Linked DNA regions of Homo sapiens: region 1 is linked to region 2. The links are chromatin loops, found by intact Hi-C in ENCODE. Cell type or tissue: PC-9. All regions are shown on one strand.

Region 1 (8,000 bases), 190 kb before region 2:
AGAGCAGAATAAAAGCTCTATAGTGGGGAATCTAGCCATATATAACAAAATTACAAATGCACTTGTCATCCTATCTTGTAATTTCACCATTACTAGGCAAGTAAAGGCTGGGCCCTTTGCTGCATGATTTATAGCAAAGTTTGGCAAATTTCAGCCAGTGGGCCAAATCCAGTTTGCTGCCTGGATAAATAAAGCTTATTAGAATTCAGCCATGTCCATTCATTTCCATATGGCCTATGGCTGCTCTCCCTCTATACAGTAGAATTGAGTAGCCTTAAAAAAGACCATAGAGCCTGAAAGCCTAAAATCTTTACTATCTGGCCCTGCACATACACATACACACACATACACACACACACACACACACACACACACACACACACACACACACACACACACACGTTCACCTACCCCTTCTTTAGAGTGAATTCCTAATTTCTAAATCTTCTTTCTAAGTCTCCCCACTGATAGCGAGACTAGCTGGAGTCAGCAGTGCCATCTGGGCAGGGTGCCCCAACTTGGAACTGATCCTGTATGGTCTCCAGTTGGCAGAAGCTCCTACCTTACAGTTTTGTAAGTTGCCATCCAAAGCCTGAGACTGGCCAGTGGGCTGGCAGTTGGCCCAGTTTCTGTTTTTCCCCTTGTTTGAGGTCCACCAGAGACCAGAGACTCATGCCTATGGGGTAGTTCCAGGATTCTATGGCCAGCCCTAGTTCCAGAAAGGCATTTTGATGAGTTGATTGCTCTTACTGACCAAAATGACATGTTGATTTTGTGTGACTTTCATGTCAGACACAGGGGAAGTTGAGAGCTCTGGGCCACTAACTGTCCATAGTTAACCCTTGGACTCAAGCCGTAGCTGTCTTATATCAGCATTCTGGCTGCAGCGTTGCCTCCCGTCTAGAGCATTAAAGTATGACACGGTGGTAGCAGTCACCCTTTACCCTGTGCATACTTCATCACTTGCACTTAGGGAGGTTTCCCAACCCCCTTTGCTGGCTCTAGAACACATGTCAGGCAGTTCTCTAGGGATGGCTGTCCCTTTCTCTCCCAAAGGTATTCAAGACCACTGCTCCACAGCCGGCCCTTTCAATTGGTGTCCTTCTTGCCTACCGTCAATGTGGTGATGTCGATGTGGTACCATTTCAATACAAATAGGTTCTGAAGAGCCCTGGCATTGCAACCAGTAACAATATTGTTAACTTTTCCTTGCAGTGGGAGATATGAAATTAGCCAGGAATAACATATTTGACAATAAAGAAAAAACACAAAAAGATGGTACCTGGACACTATGAAGAATCTTCATCTGTACTTACTGGACAGTAGCCAAATGTGTAAGTACCTCTTTTCTATCCATTACACTAAATCTTCATTGATAAATCACTAAGCTTCAAATGGGTTCAAGGATTTTGCAACAACAGTTTAAAGCCAAATGGCGTAAGACGGCAGTGGCCCTGCAAAGAATATTTGCCTGGAGCTCCACACATCCTAGGAGCCGCCTGGCATCCAACTTTTTGAAATCGATTCTACAGATATTCGCAGACATATATGTCATGACGTACTTCAAGATTATTATAGCTTTGTTTGTAATAGTAAAAGATAAGACAACAACTCAGGGCTCCTAGTGGAATAAATTATGGTGCATCCATACAATGGAACATTATGCAACTGAGAGACAGAAGGAATAGGAAATATCTTTACAGATTTATATGGTAAGATCTCCAGGATACATAGTAAGGTGAAAAAAGCAAGGCATGGAACAGTGTATAAAATATCCTTCCTTTTTGTAAGGTTGTGAGAAACAGGATATTTCTCTCATTGGGAAATAAACATTTGGGCAAGAAACACTGGAAGAAAAATCAGGAAACTGAGAAAAACGGTTACCTATAGAGGACAAGGCATAATAAGCTGAAAGGGAATAGGGATGAGGACAAGACTGGTCAGTGTATACTTTATAGATCATTTTCATTTTTGAATGATGTATGTGTATCTCAAAAAATCATTTAGAACTTTTATTTTTAAAGAAAATTTATTTTTAAGGAAAAATATATTCTTTGCCCTATTGACATACCATTGTAGAAATCGGTCCTAAGGTAATAATCACAATATACATTGCAGCAATTTTCAGCTTTACATTTTTCATTTGAAAACAGACTTAAGCTGGGACTGGTGGCCCATGCCTGTAATCCCAACACTTTGGGAGGCCAAGTGAGAGGATCTCTTGAGTCCAGGCATTCAAGACCAGCCTGGGCAACACAGCGAGACCCCATCCCTAAAAAAAAAATTTAGCCATGCATGGTGGCATGCACCTGTAGTCCCTGCTACTTGGGAGGCTGAGGCAGGAAGATCACTTGAGCCTAGGAATTTGATGTTATAATGAGATATGATTGCACCACTGCACTCCATCCAGCCTGCGCAACAGAGCAAGATCCTGTCTCAAAAAATAAACAAACAAAACAGGCATAAACTTCAAAAAAATTGGTACTATATATTATAGTCAGCAAATTTATATTTTAAAGCTCATTTGATGAGTTAGGAAAATATTTATAAAATAATGTGTGAAAAATACTGAGTACAAAACTTTATCTGGAATGACACTAATTTTTTAAGACACCAAAATATTTTAAATGTTTTGCTCTGGATGATGTGATTATGGATTTTTTTTCTTTTTAAAACTCTTTTGTGCTGAACAAATTTTCAAAAATGAACCTGTTACTTTTATATTTATTTTTTGAATTACTTAATAATTATTACTTTTCTAGACAATAGATCCCCAGCTCAAATAGTAGTTAACTATTGTTTTGGGTCTTAAAAAATAAAAAAAGATTGATTTTTGTCCTGTTTAGTAATGAGTACCTAATGTTTTAAAAAAATGAACATCCTTTTTATTCTTACAGATGAGAGAAAACATTCTGTAGAAATGGAACGTTTTAGTACTTAAAGACACTGGGGTATTATTAGTAGGAAGAAATAGTGAATAAATATGGGCCTAGAAGAATAACATTTTTCTCCCTATCATCTGTTCTTTAGGCAAGTGATAATGTTATGCTAACATAGGCTTCTGACTTCTGGTAATTCCCACAGACAGCCTTCTCTGGTCCTTCTCCCAGATCACACACCAAATTCCGCGGGTTTGGCACAAAACCATTCATGTCTGGCTTACTACAAATCCATGCTGTCCAGCTCCACGAACTTGCCCAGAGGGCAGTTTCAGAGCTTCTCTCTTCCCACTCTTTCTCCTCCACTGCCCTCAGCAGGTGGTTCTGACTCCAGGGAGAAGGCTGAGGCCTCTGGATAAGCTTCCTCAGTAACTCCTTGTCCCTGCCTTGACATGCCCATATTGTTTCAAGCTCACCCTTCAACCCATCCATTTCTACCACATTTCCTCTCTTTAGCACCAGTGGCCCACTTCTCTGCTCCATCATATGCACAAGACTTCCTTGGAAGGGAAAGCCTCCATCTGACCTTACCAACACCATTCTACTCTTCTCCTCTTTAATTGTCAACTCTTGCACAAGAAGAGACTCCTGCCTCTTCTTCCTGGCCATTGCCTCTCTGCTTAGCACCCGACAGCCATGGCACAACTTAACTGCAAGGGAAGCTCAGAAATGTGGTCTTCCTGTGTGCCCAGGAAGAGGAAGAAGAAATGAAATTGAGTTTAACACATAGCATTTGTCTCCACTGCAGGACTTAAGACATTTTATTCGGATATTCAAGGAAGACATCACCCAGGAGGCTGAAGGGCTTGAGGCTATTTGAGAAACAGAAGAAAGAGAAACCCATGCAGCTAACAGACTCAGTCACTAAGTCACAATTCCAACTCCTCCTGGCAGAAAATCTAATGACTCATCTTTGGCTCTGGCTTCTGATCTGCTGTGGCCAAGTTAAGGAGCAGATATCACATGGTGATTGGACTGCCTCTTCCAGTGCCGTGAGTCCTCTCACAGAGAGGAGTAAGCGGAGAAAGAATGATTGGCACCTCTAGAGTACGCACCAAGCCAATCTGCAGATCACAGGGAAGGTGACCTGAAGGTTATTTTATGAACTGCTCAAGATAGAACAGAAACAACTTTGCCTTACACTTTACACATTACTTATCCAGGCACTTTCGGGAAAGTAAAAGTTGCAAAGTAAAGTTATATAACATAGAGTAAAATCCTAAAAGGTAGTCTACACACACACACACCACACACACACACACACAGAGAATGAATGCATGGAAAATATGTGGAAAGTGTTTCCTCAATGAATGACTTTTAAACTAATACCTCTCTTCTAGATTAAGACATGAAATACTCTTAGGTTGAATCCCTTTTCACCCTCAGATCAAAATGTCAGTGTCAATAGGCCAAAACCAGAGACTAGACTCAGCTCTAGACGTTTTGTGGGAATAAGAAGTAATGGATTCACCTGAATCTTGGTGAAGTCACCTGTATTCCATGAGTAACTCTGGGCCCAGGGTTGGGCAGATAGTAAAGTCCCATTTTAGGTTCAGCCTGCTTCAGGGCAGTGGTAAAACTAAAGTCTTTAAAAGCTGATTTCCAAAAGATCTTTTGCCTAAAGGCAGTAGTCAGGTAGTTTTGGGACGTAGTCTCTTTTGCCTTGACTTTCTATTTCTCTTAGTGAATTAACAGTTGATGTTTATATCATTCATTGGCATATTACTGTCATCCATGTAATTGTATGTGTCTGTGTCATGAAATTTGGACTTTATGCACACAATGATGTGCATCATATAAATCACCAGGAAGGTAAGTTAAGCTAAGTACTGCCTGGGATTTGTTACACAGTTCCTTTTGAAAGGACACCATCTGAATATGAGATTCTGTTGCTGCAGCTATAAATTAATATGTATGATGCAGGCATTGCAAAGTGTTTTTTAAGAAATTATTACTTGTGTTTTCATTGTTTGCCTTAATAGATTCTGCTTATAGCATTTCAGAAGTTGAATGTAACAGAAACATGAAATGCCTGTTTATAGAGTGGATAGGTCGTGATAGATGCTAATTGGATTTGGCATACTCTTGTGATTTCATATGGCTTAATATTAAAGAGACAGGTTTTATAGGGCGCCAATGCAAGTTGATCTAGGCCATGAGTGAAGTTAACAAGCGTTAATTAAGTGCCACGTGTGAAACCACTTCTGTTCTTAACACCGAGAGGACTCCAAAAGGATAAAATACGGTACTCCCAATGTTCATGGTAAATGATATGTGAGAGGGCCAAAGATTTATATATGAGAAAATTTATATCAGTTGTTGATAAGAGTGAAAATCATAAACAAACTAAATGTCCGGCAACAGAGAAATGGTTAAAAAACTATGGTACATAAAATTTGCAAAATAGGTATCATCATGCACAATCATCTTTTCCAAAAACATTTAATGACATGGGGGAAATTTTCCCAATATAATGGAAGTGAAAGAAGGCATGGCATATGCAGAGAAAGAGAGAATGCATAGAATATATGTGGAAAGTGTTTGCTCAAACAATGAGTGATTTTTAAACTAATACATCTCTTCCAGATTGTTTAGGAAATGAAATACTCTTAGATTGAATCCCCTTTTCACCCTCAGATCAAAAGGGCAGTGTCTATAGGCCAAAACCAGAGACCAGATACAGCTCCAGACCTTTGGTGAGAATGAAAAGTAATGGATTCACTTGAGTTTGCTGTGGACTGTCCTCCACCATCTCCCACCCAGGTATTTGAGAGAAGCAAAGAAAGTCACATAGGTTTATCAGTTTTCCTAAGTCAAAACAGAGAAACTGTGATACAACTCAGGGAGGAATAAGTGAATCCTCACAAAGCTCAGGTATATACTTTCAGACCCTATTTTGGAGAAAACAGCATCAGAGCTCACCCTTATCCAGACCCTTTCCAGCTCAACTCCCCGCCGCAAGCTAGAGGCCTCCTTCACTGAGACCGCGCTCGCTGCTGCCCCTGATGGCGTCAACAGAAACTGCGAGGCCAGTGGCCACGGAGAATCCACAGGTCGTGGAATTGAGGAGCACGTCGTCGTGAGCTATTTCTGCAGGAGCGAGTGGTAGTGTGCCCAAGGGAAAGGAAGAGGTTGGGGACACTAAGGGGAGAAGGCAGAAGTGGGAATAAGTAGGGTATAAGCGAGGGCTGCCTAGCACAGCGCTGAGGGCTTAGCCAGTGTTTCACACTCGCACATTAGAGTCACCTGAATCCCTAAAAGAAACATAGATGGCTCCACCCCACTTCAGATTAATTGAGTCAGCTGTGGGGCCTGGGCACCTCAGGGCCATAGTACAGAAGGAGAGAGCAGTGCGGTACAAGTTCAGTAAGTCAGGGACACGGCTGATCAGCTCCTGCCACCTCCCCGATTCAGCTTCCTGACAGCCCCTGGGGGATTGATTAAAGGACTTTCCATCCTCTTTGGGGGCGCCGTGTATGCCTGCTTCAGCAAAAGGGCCGGTGGGGAGGCTGGCCTCCCGTCCTACATTCACTGAACGACAGCAGCCCCTCACCTGAACACGGAGGGACATCCCTCTTCCCCTAAGGTGGCTTGAGACATGCTCTGGGGACAGAAATAAGAAGGGACTCCCAAAGGGCCCACACTGACTTTGAAGTGGAAGACTCGGGATGGGGCTCAGAAGAATGAAATATGCATTAAAAAAAAAAAAAAAAAAAAAAAAAATATATATATATATATATATATATACAATAAAATATATCTTGTATACATTTTATTGTCTGTATATCGTGATGTTTTGACTTCTTAAAAACCCATAAGAATGATACAATGGACTGTGGGGACTCCGGGGGAAAGGGTGGGAAGGGTGAGGGATAAAAGGCTACAAATTGGGTATAATGTATACTGCTTGAGTGATGAGTGCACCAAAATCTCACAAATCATCACTTAAGAACTTACTCAACTGGGCGAGGTGGCTCACGCTTGTAATCCCAGCACTTTGGGGGACCGAGGCGGATGGATCACCTGAGGTCAGGAGTTCGAGACCAGCCTGGCCAACATGGGGAAACCCCGTCTCTAATAAAAATACAAAAATAAGCCGGGCGTGGTGACGTGTGCCTGTAATCCCAGCTGCTTGGGAGACTGAGGCAGGAGAATCGCTCAAACCCAGAAGGCGGAGGTTGCAGTGAGCCGAGATCGCGCCACTGCACTCCAGCCTGGGCGACAGAGTGAGACTCTGTCTCAAAAAAAAAAAAAAAAAAAAAAAAACAACAACAACAACAAAACAAGTAACCAAATACCACCGGTTCCCCAAAAACCTATGGAATTTTTTTTTTAAAAAAGAAAAGAGGAAGGAACGCTGTCCAATTGCTTTATTTGGCAAAAATAAATAAATAAATAAAATAAACAAGTTCTTGTCCTATTAAAAAAAAACAACAGAGGAGATTCAAACAAAAAATCCTTCTGGGCTGGAGACAGGCTACTCTCTGGGGCTAGCCAATTCTTAGGGAAAGCAAAGGACTCAGCTGGGAGCATGTCTTTGATATGCCAACTAGCCACTCCAGAGCCACACCTCCTTCATCTGGCCTATACTTCCCAGGAGACAGTATTCCTTGGCTTTAGTCACCCCAGGGCCAGGTACTGGGCAACCAGGGACCACTCCTATAGTTTAGAGCCCACCAAAATTATTCAAACTAGCCAGTTCTAAACAGTTCAGCCTGCCCTTCCCAGGAAACCCCTGTAACCTCTGGCCTAGACTTTCCCCTTGCCCCTGCTTTCTGCCCCTTGATCATCCCATGTGGCTTCCCCATGTGACCCTGCAGGAGTGCCACACTTCCTGTTTCCAGAATCTGTGAATACAATAAACTGTTTTTTTCCTGAGCCTCTCCTGTGTCCTCTTGTGGCCACATCTGACTGACCATCACATAAAAGAACACAGAACAAAATATACATGTAATATGTAACTGCGTTTTTAAGAGATTGGAAGGAAATGTTCATTATCTTACAGTGAGATTTTAGATTATTTTCTCTTTATGCTTCTCTTTCTCAAATTGTCTGCAATGA
Region 2 (8,000 bases):
CTGGTCATTTCCCAAAAGCTCCCAGAGTGGTCCTAATATGAAGACCACAGGCTTGATAAACACTGATCCAGTCTAACCCCTTCATTTTATAGATGACAATGCTGAGGCCTGGAAGGGGACATTACCTGCCCTGGAGAAGCCCCACAGTTAGCAAGCGGCCAAAGGAGAAGCTAGGTTATAAGATGCACGCCAGTTTTTGTGGGCTCCTCGTGACCTCCAACCCTGCCAATAGGTAAAAACCAGATGGATTGGAAATGACCAGAATGGCAGACATGACCTGATCCACATGCTACCAACCTGCCACTCCTGCCCCCTCTCCGATCCGCCCCTGGCATCACCTTCACTCCAGCCACAAACCCCTCACAGTTCTCTGAATGCGCCATGGACTGTCTCCCTGTGGCCTCGCTGATGTTCCCCGTTCTGTGATGCTGTCTCTCTTCTTTAACATGGGGAAGTGTGCTGTGTCTTCAGAGACCGGACTCAAATCCTGTATAAAGGCCCCCACTGCGCACCGCCCCTCAGAGGCTAACCACTCACTCCTGATTCTCTCATAACTTTGCAAAAAGCTTCTATTATATACCGCTTATCAGGTTACATGACCTAGGTGCCTCTCCTCCCCACGCCCTTTTCCTCTGTTTATTCTACAAGTGTCCATAGAAGGAACACATTTTGTCAAGCATTGCTGAAAAAGCTATTTAGGTTGGGGCTAAGAGAGTCCCCCGCAACTGCCCCAACAACCTTTGGACTATTACAAGCTTTTATCAATCTAAAACATTCAATGAAATCAATGAGCCCAGCTTCCAAATGTCACCAAGATGCGATGCTCTATCCCACGGCAGAATTCTCAGGGGTGACTCCTTCTCTGACAGCTCCAGCCAGGAGTCAAAGGCCTGTCCTTCACTGGGCTATCTATCAGGTTCACTAAGCAAAAAATAAATCTGCAATTTTTATTTATATATTTATTTATTTATTTATTTTTATTTTTTGAGACAGAGTCTCACTCTATCACCCAGGCTGGAGTGTAGGGGCATGATCTTGGCTCACTGCAACCTCCGCCTCCCAGGTTTTCCTGCCTCAGCCTCCCGAGTAGCTGAGATTACAGGCACGAGCCACCATGCCGGGCGAATTTTTGTATTTTTGGTAGAGACGACATTTCACTATGTTGCCCAGGCTGGTTTAGAACTCCTGATCTCAGGTGATCTGCCCACCTCAGCCTCCCAAAGTGTTGGATTACAGGCGTGAGCCACTGTGCCCAGCCTGTAATTGTTTACAGCTATTGTCCATTCCATGCCATTCCAGAAGTCCTGGCCCCTGCTTTTGTGAATTTTGCAACTGGTCCTGAGCATACCTCAGGTCTCGCTTGAGTCACTGGGAAAGAGAATCTCAAGGAAGCATGTTTTCACCCGGGAAAAATAAAGCACCAGCCTCTCCTCATCCTGCAACCTAGCCAGGCTTCATAGGCCTGGCTCTCCCATTTAGGAGCTGTGTGATTGGCACATTGCTCAACCCTCTGAGCCTCAGTTAACTTAACTAAAAAACGGGGTTACTGGAGACCTTCCTCTTCGGGTTGTTGTAAAGATTCCATGAGACGTGTGAAAAATATGTAGAATGGTCACTGGCATGTATTATACATTTAGTAAATAGTAATTTGTCTTCCTTTTTCTCTCTCATCCTTCTTTCCTTCCGACCTTCCTTCTCCCTCCTCATCCTCCTCCTCATCCTGCTTCCTGGAGTCTAACTGATGGAGAAGTAAGTTTACTTTAGCACCCTGAAGACTTGACCAATGAGGCGCCACCATGTAACAGAGATTTCAGTGGGGGCCTCCAAGATCTTGTCATTCTCAGTTTTCCTGGAGCCATTCCCCCCCCCGCCCCCCGCCCCAGAGAGTTCCCCAGAATTCCTCTAAATCCCTTGGACACTGTTTGGTCCTCAGAGACCCCTAGAACAATTGGATCTGCTGTGCCCTATGCAAACCTCCTAGACTCAGCGCTTATAAATTCACGGACAGCCCTGTGCTGTGAGTCTCTCCCCTTGCAACATAGTAATCACAGAGCAAGTGTAAATGCTAAAGAAAGAACCAAGCAGGGCAGGGCTGAACCACATGATGATGTTGTGAAGATTTCAGGGAACCCACGAGAGGACCAGGAGGTGGGCGGGGCAGAAGGACAAGCTGTCTCGCCCTAGCTGGCATTTAGGGGAAATTAGGCCCTATTAATGGCTGACAATGCAGCTCTGCCCTGTGCCTCTGAACTGAGCCAGAGCGGCCCGCAGATGTGCTCGGCCCACAAATATGCAGTTGACACCTCCTGAACTTTCGGTGACTTGATTCCAGCTGATCTGATCGGCAATTACATTTTATTTTGGGGCCAAGGAAACAGCAGAGAACCAGGAAAATTATAAGACATCAGAGTACAGTTTTTCTAAGAATATCAACTCCAAACTTTTTTTTTTATTTTTTATTTTTTTGAGACGGAGTCTGGCTCTTTCGCCCAGGCTGGACTGCAGTGGCGCAATCTCCGCCCACTGCAAGCTCCGCCTCCCGGGCTCACGCCATTCTCCTGCCTCAGCCTCCGGAGAAGCTGGGACTGTAGGCGCCCGCCACCACGCCCATAGAATTTTTTGTATTTTTAGTGGAGGCGGGGTTTCGCCGTGTTAGCCAGGATGGTCTCGATCTCCTGACCCCGTTGTTGTTTTATTGGTTAGGGGTTTGCAAGGCACTAAAATAAGAAATCTTGGACACTAAAATAAAAAACTCTGTACACTCAAATCAGATTATAGCCAATTTCCCCATATTATAGCCAGTTTTCCCAGATTATAGCCAAAATTTCCCAATTTTCCCAACCCTTTGTCCAGTGAAAATCTGGGTTTGATTTTTTTTTTTTTTTTTTTTTTGGAGAGGGGATGGGGTAACTCCCACCAAGAGAACTTTGCTAGTAACAGCAAGTACAGACAGCATAGAGGTAAAGAAATTTGGATTTGTAGTTTGTTTTTGGGTTGAATTTCACTCTGTTTATTACTAGTTTTGTGGCCTTGGATAAGTTATATGAAGTTATTGGCCTCAGTTCCCCCATCCATAAAATGGGGATATAAAACCTAGCTTGGGGCTTATTATTACAAGGATTAGATAAGATGTTTATAAGCATCTAGATAGTATCTGGCCTATGGTACTGGTAACAGAGTAACTAAGATGACATCTTCTTGTCATAATGTTGGTTTCTTATCACCTAAAATAAACAGTTCCTGTTTTCACCATTATATATCAAGCCCAAATAAGCAGTCAGTACAAAAAACGGAAACACCAGCTCGGGGAGCAGTTTGGTTTCTAGCAACTAGAGGGTTTGTCATCTGCCTCAGTGATAACATCATTCCGGGCTCAGCAGCTTCAACAGCTTGGCTGGTAGGGAAATACAAGAAACTGCAACTGAGCCCAATCAGGTGCAAAGTTTGTAAATGGCTCATGGACACAAAACCAACTAAACTCAGTAGAAGCTCTCACTCCCTTCTCTCCTCAACTCCCTGGCCCACAGCAGCCCAAATGATCACCAAGACAGTTTCTCTGAAAAGTGCCACTTACTGAACTTGCGTGGGATGGAACATAATTGCAGCTTGTAAAGGAAACCAGCCTAAGAAAAAACATCCCGAGGAAACGAGGTGATTTTCCTGCAGCTACATTTCCCTGGTTGCTGGCTAATGGGGCCAGACAACTTGCCCAAGACGTCCTTGAGGGAGGATGGTGACTCATCCACCTACGCCCTCCCCAATGCCTCCCAGAGCTGCTCTCCAGCCCTAGTTTCCCTCCCAAGTCCCAGGCTACTGCTCAATAGGCCTGTCATCCAGACAATGCTCAGAACACTACCGGAAGGAAGAGAGGGCCCCTACCCAGGACAGGCATCTCTTCTATGACTGGTTTACAATGGGACCAAGCAGAGTCTGCCTCGCCAGTCAAATCATTCCCCTCAACTCTGGGCCCAGAGTTACCAGCCACAAAAGGCTAAGCACACACCCTCTCCACCCTTTTGTGCCCAGCGCCTAGTGCTAAGCTGCTAAGCTACTAAGCTATATGTTCCTAGGTACATGTAACAGCACATGAAGAAATGAATGAAAAAAAGGAGTGAATGAACCCATGAAGGAGCAAACTCCACAGGAAGCTCCAAGCAAGACACATCACCACATGCAACACTGCAAGGCAGGTATTGCTCATGCCACATTATAAATCAAGGAAAGAAATCTCAGAGAGGTTAAGTAAACACCCCATAGTCACATAGCTAAGAAATGATGAAACTAGGCTTTGAACCCAGGTCTGACTCCTAAGTCAAGGCTTCTGATATGGAAGCCACCCTCCTGACCACAAAAATGACAAATCATACTGACAGAGCCCCTGACACATCAGAATTATTTCATCCTCCCAACATTCCAGGGAGAGTTTTAGGTAGGAAAACTGACCCCTAAAGATAACTCATCATATATTCAGGGTTGCACAACTAGTTAGAGATGAAGCCGGGATTTGAACCTGGACTTTCATGTTTTGAATCACAAGTATTTGAGAGCCCTGTGTTAGGTACTGAGGAGCCAACAGTGAACAGGACAGACGCAGTCCATGGACCTTCCATCCACAGGGGCGGTGACTTCAGATATAGCTTTTCCCATGACACCATATGTTACCCATAAAATTTGCAGCAGTGTTTCAGTAGTTTTGTTTTGAAGGAGAAAATCATCTGAGAACAGAGGATATCAACAAAAAGAAGGGAATGGTTTGCATCTGAGGAGCCTGTGTTGTTTTTGACACGGGTTACCAGAAATCCTATCCTTTGTTGAAGCACAGTTCTGCCTCTTCCTTAGGACAGGGTGTGTGTGGACAGGCTGGGAGACCTGCCTATAATATGGAGATTTTTTGGGCACCAAAGGGAACCCAACTATCAAATTCCCCACTGAGTCACCACCGAACCCAGTACAGGAAGCCTCAGGCAATACTGACTTGGCAATTAATGGGCTAATCTGGCCAAGTCACACCTCAAGACAGGGCATGAGTTAACCTAATTAGGCCACCCATGATGCATAAATTCAGGAGTCCATTTTTCCAGAAGGGAGTGCAGGTGAGAGATTGGGAAGGGGGGTAGGGGGCATCAGATAGTTCTCAAGTGCATCCCTTTACAAGAGTTCTAAAAATTCGACACCTTTGAGGCCCGTGCATTATCTTCCTCCACCAGGTACCTTGGTCCAAAGAAGTATTAAATTTAGTCAGAGACTGTAGCCAAAGCAGTACATTTTTCCCTCTTTCTCTACGGCTATCGAAGGTCCACTGATGCTGCTGCTAGTTGTTCACTTACCAGTTCTGGGCATCAAGTGCTAATTAATGTTCCTACAAAAGGATCAGCCCCAGAGTCTCCACATCAAGACCCACACACACCACTGAGGCTGTTGCCATGGCAACCAGGCCTCCTAACTTTGCACTAGCTTTCCACAGAAGACACTTTTCCTTGGTTGGAGCTTTTCTTTTGCTCAAAGAGGAGCTCTTTTCATAATTGATGGCACAGAGGCCACGTTTGCTGCCTCATTAAACTAACGAGTTAGATTTACTGAGGCAGTCACTTAGCAAAAGGTCCCCGCTCGCAAGGGAGTTTGCCAAACTGGCACAGTGAGGTGGGGCATCACTGGGCTTTAATATGTGGGATGTGGGAATGGGTGTCAAGTGTACCCATGTGCAACTCTTCCTTTGGGGATACCAAAGGGAAGACTGCACAGCTTCGGTGGACCTTTAATTCCCGAGTCCCATTGCTCGAACTTGAGACTGTTAATCTCAGGAGTTCAAACCCTGGGCAGGTCTGAATGCTTAGCACTAAACCTAGGCATTTCTCTAATTCTAAACATCCCCTGCTAGATTTTTCAGAGATGCTACATAGAAAAAGGGTGACGGAGAAAGCAACCACTGAAGGTAAAATGCCAGGCTGTGAAAGGAAGTTTTAAATCCCCCAAAGACCACAATTTTAGAGTTTTTAGTATCCATACCTACAAAAAAAAAAAATTCACATGCTGACAGAGTGCTTGAAGCTTACCTGGATTGGGTTGTAGAGTTCCTGCAGGGGGCTTCGGGACCCCTTCCGGCAGCAGATGTCCACACCAAAGGGATTCCTCCGCATGACTGAGGAAAGAAAGTGAAGGCTCATCAGAAATGAGCAACAAAGATTTGTTGTCTGTCAAAGAAAAAGGCACAGAGTAGGGAAGAAGAAACAGGCAGGAAAGAAAGAGAAAACCAGCTTCTAGCAAAGGAAGATTTCCACACTGTCCCTTCTCCAACAGCACAGCTGCTGTCTGTCTTCCCAACATTCAGGCATCTCCACACCCAGAAGGATCTAGATCATGCTAAAAAGTCTCCCCAGCAAGTGTTTTAAGAAAACAGGACAGGCATCTAAAGCTCATTGAAATGAAACCACTTACAAAAGATGGCGTAATGGCTGCTTCAAGACAGCAAGTTCTACCCAGCAGCAGGCTTGGTAACACATTTTAAGATTCCGCAGACTTCTCCAGCAACAGTCAATGACCTTTCATTCCTTGTCCCTGAAAGCTGGGCTTCTGAGAATGGGCAGGTCCTTCCCCAGGAGGCTCCTCCCACTGGACAGGTCAGAGGCCCAGCCTCCCCAAAACCTCTCCTAAATTATGTTACTTTTAGTGAAAATATCAGCATGAAGCAGAAAAGACAAGAGTTTATGATTCCAGACAGAGATGGTACTTACAATTAATAAAAGAGGGGGAATAAGTGAACTCCTCAAACCCCACCAACATTGAAGCCACCAAGAGCTCTTTTTAAATGGCAATGAATTCTTTCTTTTTCATTTTTCTTGTTCACTCTGTGCAGCCCCTCATGCATTATGTAACGCATAGTCATGGGCTTGATCATTATTTGTTGGAGGGAGGAGGAAGGAGGAAGGGAGGGATGAAATTGGGAGAGAGGGAAGGAAGGAAGGAAAAAAGGAAGGTAGGAGGGAAGGAAAGAGAGCAGTAGAGAGGGAGAGAAGGAAGGAGGGAAGGAGGAAAGGAGAAGGAAAGGGAGGGGAGCAAGCGAAGGAAGGAAGGGAAGGGAAGAAGGAGAGAGGAAAAGAGGGAGGAAAGGAAGGAGGAAAGGAAAAAAGGAAGCCGAGAAGGAGGAAGGAGGGAAGAAGGGAGGGAAGGAAGAAAGGAAAGAAGGAGAGAGGGAAAAAAGAGAGATGGGGGAAGAATAAATGGGGCTTTCTTCTCAAGTACGAGGCAGTTTTCTTATGGTTTGAGGTGCAACAGTGGCATGAGTGGAACAAGGAAAACTAGATCCTTTCATGAGCCTAAAGAATTCACCTGCTCCACAGAGGCAATGAATGGACAGCAGGACATTCCCTGGAACAGATAGCCTGGGTTTCAATACTGGCTCTACCACTACCAGCTGTGTGACCTTAAGGAAACTACCTAACCTCTCTGTGTCTCTGCTTCTTTGTCTGTAAAATGGGAATGACAGGGGCATCTAACTTCCTGGGTTGGATGTGAAGATTAAATGAGTAACTACTATGTGCAGAATGCTTAAAACTGTGCCTGGCCAAAAGCCACAGTTTAAAAGTGTTGGTGACAAATTTCAGAAGCTATTTTAGATCCCCCTGGGAGGAAGGCGGGAACTTCTCTATTTGTGGCTATCAAGGGGACTGATGAGGAGTGACCAGACCTCAAGCAGGGTGCAGCTCAAATGACTGGGAGGGCTGGCTGCAGGGGGTTAGCCCAGGGACCTCTGCTTAGAAGTCAATCTGAGGTCAGGAAAGGGAGGAGAGTCATCCAAAAGCAGCTGATGACATCTGGAAGGTCTCCGGAGGAAAAACTACTGCTCAGGTGAGCCTCCGTTGACTTGTCACTTTGAGCCACGTGGAAACTCTGAAAGTCAATCATCAATGCCCAGAAACAAGATGCCATGTTTTCTCTTTCCTTTTCCTTGACTTCCTAGGGCAGGGGTCAGCAAAATTTTCTGTAAGGGGCCAAACAGTATT

What was found. A loop is a pair of places that touch in the nucleus more often than their neighbours do. Peaks named below come from ENCODE experiments on the same cell type or tissue, not always from the same donor. Only the 100,000 strongest peaks of a DNase experiment are listed, where the experiment ranks them.
Region 1: a loop joins it to region 2, with 14 times the contacts of the local background. A loop is called at or near these places in 2 of 110 quality-filtered maps.

What each region holds. Positions count from the first base shown.
Region 1 is chr12:104,788,667-104,796,666 of GRCh38, reverse strand. No RefSeq gene overlaps it. Among named protein-coding and RNA genes, the nearest start is that of SLC41A2, 170 kb to the left of the region's middle. In PC-9, a CTCF peak has its summit at 5,954; a DNase peak (open chromatin) is centred at 3,826.
Region 2 is chr12:104,600,045-104,608,044 of GRCh38, reverse strand. CHST11 (carbohydrate sulfotransferase 11) reads right to left here. Exons shown (of 3, transcript NM_018413.6): 2 at 6,054-6,139. Among named protein-coding and RNA genes, the nearest start is that of MIR3922, 12 kb to the right of the region's middle. RefSeq lists enhancers at 1,691-2,278, 2,279-2,866, 3,288-3,914, 3,915-4,542. In PC-9, no CTCF peak of the experiment used is centred here; DNase peaks (open chromatin) are centred at 3,764, 4,284 and 4,964; H3K4me3 peaks cover 775 bases; H3K27ac peaks cover 5,809 bases.